Linked DNA regions of Homo sapiens: region 2 is linked to region 1. The links are chromatin loops, found by intact Hi-C in ENCODE. Cell type or tissue: heart left ventricle. All regions are shown on one strand. Each heading gives the region's core, and the rest is flanking DNA. Links, peaks and the distances in the headings are about the cores only. Region 1 overlaps CHST6 (carbohydrate sulfotransferase 6). Region 2 has its middle 25 kb from the start of GABARAPL2.

Region 1 (2,917 bases), core at 264-2,763:
TTTAGGCTTCCAAAGGTGGTAAACTATGGGATGGTAAATATCCGAGAGGAAGCTGATGCAACAGGATTTGTCTGCAGCAGCCTCTGGTACCACCTCTGAGTCAAGGGTTGTGTCCAGTGATGGAGAGTTTATATCGTGCCTTTAGGCAGAAAAGGGGAGGGAAACCTGAACTTTTCCTGCACTTTCTGCTTCTTAATTGCCTTCAGCTGAAAATCATTTTTTATGTGAAAAAGGCATAGTCTGAGCTGACGCCTCTGCTTTCCTCCACCTGAAGAGAACCTGCGTGCTGCTCCTTTGCTTCGGACCTCCGCCTCTGCCCGGGAGAAAGCCCAGGCCAGCCTGCTGGACAAGCAGAGACCATGAGAAGGAGAGTTCAGGGGTCCCAAACCAGGCCATCCTAGACCAGCCAGCTCCAGCTGATCCGCACGCAGCCACTTCGGCTACCTTCTACTGGCCAAAGGGAGTCCCAGGGCTCACCCAGATTCAGAGGTGGGGAAACTGAGTCCACCACTTGAGAAGAGTAGCTATAAAGACATATGAGCGAGGCCAGCTGAGCCCAGCACTGCGGCCAAGTCGAAGACTTTAGGAGCAATAAAAGTGCTTATTGTGTTTCAGTCATTTGAGTGTTGTGGTGGTTTGTTACGTAGCATTGCCTAACCGATACACTTGAGAACGGAGGGCTCCTGGCACCTGCAGCTTCCAATTTCCACCAGGGTCCAGGCTCCCTCCCTGCTGGTAGGGCTGTAATTAGTGTCTCCCCTTACCTGTAGGCCCTGTGATGCAGCTAGAAGTGTCTAGGCCCAGCAGTCACCCACAATTAGGGGCAGGCACGCTTGCTGCCTCTGCTCTGGCTGTGGGAGCTCAGAAGGGGCAATCAAAGCACTAGATGGGCTGATGGGTGCATAGAAACAGTGTTGCCTGGAATAGGTCAGAGAACCCACCTATCAAGAGGCTGTTGGGGAATCAATGGTGGGCCTTATTTTTGTTATTTTGCATCAAGAAGATATATTATCCACATCAACACTGTATCAACTCCTCATGGCCACCACAGACCCTGTGTCCCCTAGCTTTGTCTTTGATGTGCCTTTGTCACCCACTCCTACAGACTGCGCCCCACCACTGCCACAACTGCCCCATCACCTCTACAGGGTTAAATCAATGGTTTTAATTTTTGCCTACCTGATGGGTGAAAAATGTTACTTGATGTTTCAGTCTGCACTTCTTTAATTCCTGGGGCAGCTGAACATCTTTTCATGCTTATGACTCAACTGTATTCCTTTTTCATTGTTCAAGGCTGTGCCCATGTTGCTGTTGACTTACCACAGCCTCTTTTGAATATGCTTTGTTATTTTTGTTGTGCAAATGGTTTCTCCTAGCTTGTCATCTGTTTTTTGTTGTTGTTGTTTTGTTAACTTACTTTATGGCATTTTCCCCTCAGGCTTCTTAAAAAAAAAGAAGCTTCATTGAGCTATAATTGATATACAACATCTGCACATAAAGTGTAAAGTTTGATTAAACATTTGTATATACCTGTGAAATCAAATCACCACCTCATCACAATCAAATTTCAAAAAGTTTCACCTAGTTTATCATATTGTTGAATGTGAATCCTTTCCTTATGGCCAGTGGATTTTATGTCTTGTTGAAACGACTTTGTCCTGCTACAGTGATAAAAATGGTCTTCACGCTTGCTTCCAGTACTTTAGTAGTCTAGTGTTTTACGCTTGGATCTAAATTGCATGCAATATTCCTGATCGGTGCGAGTCATCAGTTCTCCCAGCGCCCTCTACTGAATGATCTCACTCATCACACACTGAAACCACCATGGGCTGGAATCTGTCCCTCACCCACAGGCCCACTCCACACCAGTGGATCAGGCGAGCAATTTCTTTAGGTCGAGTGACCCCTATGCTGAGGTCCAGTGGGTTATCCCGACTACCTTCACAAGTTAATGGATTTAGATTTAAGCACCACCTGCCCCCAGCAGATTCTCTTACAATTTAAATATCCTCTCACAGTGCAAATCCTTATTCTGTGAATGACTCTATTCAGACCATGTTCCTTAAGAACCAGAGCTAGGCTGGGTGCAGCTGTAATGCTAGCAATTTGGGAGGCCAAGGTGGGCAGATTGCGTGAGCTCAGGAGTTCGAGACCAGCCTGGGCAACTTGGCGAAACCCTGTCCCTACTAAAAAAAATACAAAAACGTAGCCAAGCGTGGTGGTATGTGCCTGAAATTCCAGCTACTTGGGAGGCTGAGGCATGAGAATTGCTTGAACCCAGGAGGTAGAGGTTGCAGTGAGCCAAGATCGCCCCACTGCACTCCAGCCTGGGTAATAGAGCGAGACTCTGTCTCAAACAAACAAAAAACGAAAGAACCAGAGCTAAAGTCTTGATGAAATGGAAAGGATTGGCCTACTATCCATTTTTCCAAGATGGCAATTCATTCCAGCCAATCGAGCATTTTCTCCTTTGGGAGTAAGACCAGAAAACCTGGCCTGTCCTGCAAGTCTTGTGTTATTCTGCTCCCAGTCCTCAAGAACTCCACTCATTCATTCAACACACATTATGGGTTGAGCACCAACCAGGCACTGGGCTATTATAGGAGCTGGAGATACAGCAGGACCAAAAACAGACAAAAAGCAAAAACCCCTGCCCTAGGCTGGGTGCAGTGGTTCACACCTCTAATCTCAGCCCTTAGTGAGGCCGAGGCAGGTGGATCACCTGAGGTCAGGAGTTCAAGACCAGCCTGACCCATATGGTGAAACCCAGTCTCTACTAAAAATATAAAAATTAGCTGGGCATCGTGGCATGCACCTGTAGTCCCAGCTACTCAGGAGGCTGAGGCAGGAGAATTGCTTGAACCCGGGAGGCGGAGGTTGAATTGAGCCGAGATGGCGCCAAAGGACTCCAACCTGG
Region 2 (2,917 bases), core at 204-2,703, 120 kb before region 1:
TGGGTTCACGCCATTCTCCTGCCTCAGCCTCCTGAGTAGCTGGGACTACAGGCGCCCACCACCATGCCCAGCTAATTTTTTGTATTTTTAGTAGAGACGGTGTTTCACCGTGTTAGCCAGGATGGTCTCGATCTCCTGACCTCATGATCCGCCCGCCTCGGCCTCCCAAAGTGCTGGGATTACAGGCGTGAGCCACTGCGCCCGGCCCCCTTGTTTGTTTTTTAAAAAATAGAGACGGGGTCTCACTATGATGGCCAGATTGGTCTTTAATTCCTGGCCTCAAACGATCCTCCCATCTTGGCCTCCCAGAGTGCTAGGATTACAGGCATGAGCTACCACACCTGGCTAGAACTAGTTTTCTTTGAAGAAAGGTACACTCAGAGAGGTCTTTCATCCTTGTCCCCTCCCTGGTTTTTTCTTCACTCTAGCAGTAGTCATAAATCCATATCATATATACAACAATTTGTATTTTTGCCACTGTATCTTTTGGATAGTCTTAGAAGTGGGATTGTTGGGTCAAAGATTAAATAAACATATAATTTTGCTTGATTTAAATATATCTTCTAAGTTCTGTTTCTAAATACAGTGAATCCAAAGAAAGCAAAGCACAGAACAGCATTACAACCATGCCATTTATATTAAAAAAGCATGAAAGAGGCCGGGCGCAGTGGCTCATGCCTGTAATCCCAGCACTTTGGGAGACTGAGGCAGGCGGATCACCTGAGGTTGGGAGTTCAGGAGCAGCCTGGCCAACATGGAGAAACCTCGTCTCTACTAAAAATTAAAAATTAGCCGGGCGTAGTGGTGCATGCCTATAATCCCAGCTACTCGGGAGGCTGTCAGGAGAATCGCTTGAACCCGAGAGGCGGAGGTTGTGGTGAGCCAAGATCAGGCCATTGCACTCCAGGCTGGGCAACAAGAGCAAAACTCCGTTTCAAAAAAAAAAAAGGCATGAAAGATATGTAACTGTTTAGCTTGTATATACTAAAGTATCTCTGAATCGACTTACAAGAAACCAGTCATCGAACAGGAAAAAGGATGGCTGGGGTCCAAGGAGTGGGAGGGAGACTTTTTACTGAATACCTTTTAAAAAAAATTTTTTTTTTAATTATTATACTTTAAGTTTTAGGGTACATGTGCACATTGTGCAGGTTAGTTACATATGTATACATGTGCCATGCTGGTGCGCTGCACCCACTAACTCGTCATCTAGCATTAGGTATATCTCCCAATGCTATCCCTCCCCCCTCCCCCCACCCCACAACAGGCCCCAGAGTGTGATGTTCCCCTTCCTGTGTCCATGTGTTCTCATTGTTCAGTTCCCACCTATGAGTGAGAATATGCTGTGTTTGGTTTTACCCTTTTAAAATTTTGAACCATGTTAATTATATTTTTTAAATAAATTTTTTAAATGAAATAAAAATTAGTGGAAAAAGATTTCTCTATCTTAAACTGCATTAACACCAGAAAACACGTAGAGGCAATGTTGCATAGGGAAGAGGAACCTCACAAGCTGCTTTAGGCAGCTGAATTCCGCAGAATTACTGTCTTCTGGAATTTGGCTCTTTCAGGGAAGTTTAAACTTTCAGCATTGCTGTTTATTCTGTGCCCATAAGTGGGTTCTAATGTTATGACTGTGTTGCATAATTTGTATTTTCTTCATAATTTTCAAAACTTGGCTTGATTTAAATAATTGTATAGGTTTCATGTAGTCATTTCTGCATAGGGTTAAACGCCTTGTTTTATGGAGTTGATCAGCGCCAAGCATGAGCTCACTGTCTGGGGAAACAAGGCTGCTATGGAGATAATGACCAACCCTGGCTGCCAGTGCCTCTGGTCGGAAGAAATGCAAGCCCTGTCTGATTTGGTAGTGTCTGTGGCTGGGGGAAAGCTGCCTCCACCTGGACCTTGGCAAGACTTTTTGGATTTAAGACAGTGTTCTGAGCAAGCCTTAGCCAAAATTTTCCAGCTCCTAAAACCCACTTCCCTTGCTGGCTAGTTAAATGGCTTAGGACAGTGTTATCTTTTCAACTGCCACTGCCTCCTGAGATGGTGTCTGGGAAAGCCAGAGGAGCTGTTAAAATGAGTCCCACCGCAGCAGAAAAGCTATTGAAACCAGGAGACAGCTTCCAACTGGAAAAATACTTAGTATCTAAGTGCTTACTTTCAAGAGCTCAAGCAGCTCTTCCCATAGGCGGCTATCCCGAAGGAATGGTTGAATACAGAAACAGCCAAGGAGGCAGATATTTTAGACAAAGTACATTTATTTTCCAGAAAGAGTAGTTTTTTTAATACCCCATATTGAAGAATTGTTGACCTTCACATCCTATAAATGTGAATCCTTTTAAACTTAAACGTGTCTGTACTGGGGCTGAGACTGACTTGCTGTAACACCATCCAGATGAATCCAAAACAAATCTTTATACCTATGGTCCAAAAGTGGTAGGAAAATTCTGTAAAGATTTAAGGGCTTCAGGCAAAGTTGTTTGAATTCAATTTTTATTTCTTAAAACTGGGGACCCAAAATGAATCAAAAGGGATAGATGTCAGATGAGTGGTTATTGCCTGATGTGGTGGGGGATGGGGAGCAGGCGGTTGAGTTAGAAAGAGGCACAGGAGCACCCTCTGGGAGATGGAAACATCCTGTGTTTTGATTGGAGCGTTGATTATATTGGTGTAAACATTTGTCGAAATTAAGTCTACACGTTAATGTTCGTGTACTTTACGTAATTATACCTCAAATTTAAAATGCAAAAAAACAAAAACATAGCCCTTATTACTTTGTGTAGTAGAATAAAACTGGGCCTAGATACTCAAGCAATTGTGTCCTAGTACCAGTTCTGCCACTAACTTCTATGTGTATGTGGGGAAAGTATGTAACCTCTACTTATAACTTCTCATCTGTCCTACCAAATTA

The links. Hi-C counts contacts between places; a loop is a spot of excess contacts. Peaks named below come from ENCODE experiments on the same cell type or tissue, not always from the same donor. Only the 100,000 strongest peaks of a DNase experiment are listed, where the experiment ranks them.
Region 2: a loop joins it to region 1, with 2.3 times the contacts of the local background. A loop is called at or near these places in 6 of 110 quality-filtered maps.

Annotation. Positions count from the first base shown.
Region 1 is chr16:75,470,825-75,473,741 of GRCh38, reverse strand. It overlaps CHST6 (carbohydrate sulfotransferase 6), which reads left to right. Exons shown (of 3, transcript NM_021615.5): 3 at 1-1,690. Among named protein-coding and RNA genes, the nearest start is that of TMEM170A, 7.6 kb to the right of the region's middle. RefSeq lists an enhancer at 1,451-2,093. In heart left ventricle, for the core only: a CTCF peak has its summit at 1,785 (motif pointing left); no DNase peak of the experiment used is centred there.
Region 2 is chr16:75,590,231-75,593,147 of GRCh38, reverse strand. No RefSeq gene overlaps it. Among named protein-coding and RNA genes, the nearest start is that of GABARAPL2, 25 kb to the right of the region's middle. RefSeq lists an enhancer at 1-55. In heart left ventricle, for the core only: a CTCF peak has its summit at 1,468; a DNase peak (open chromatin) is centred at 1,787; H3K27ac peaks cover 1,983 bases.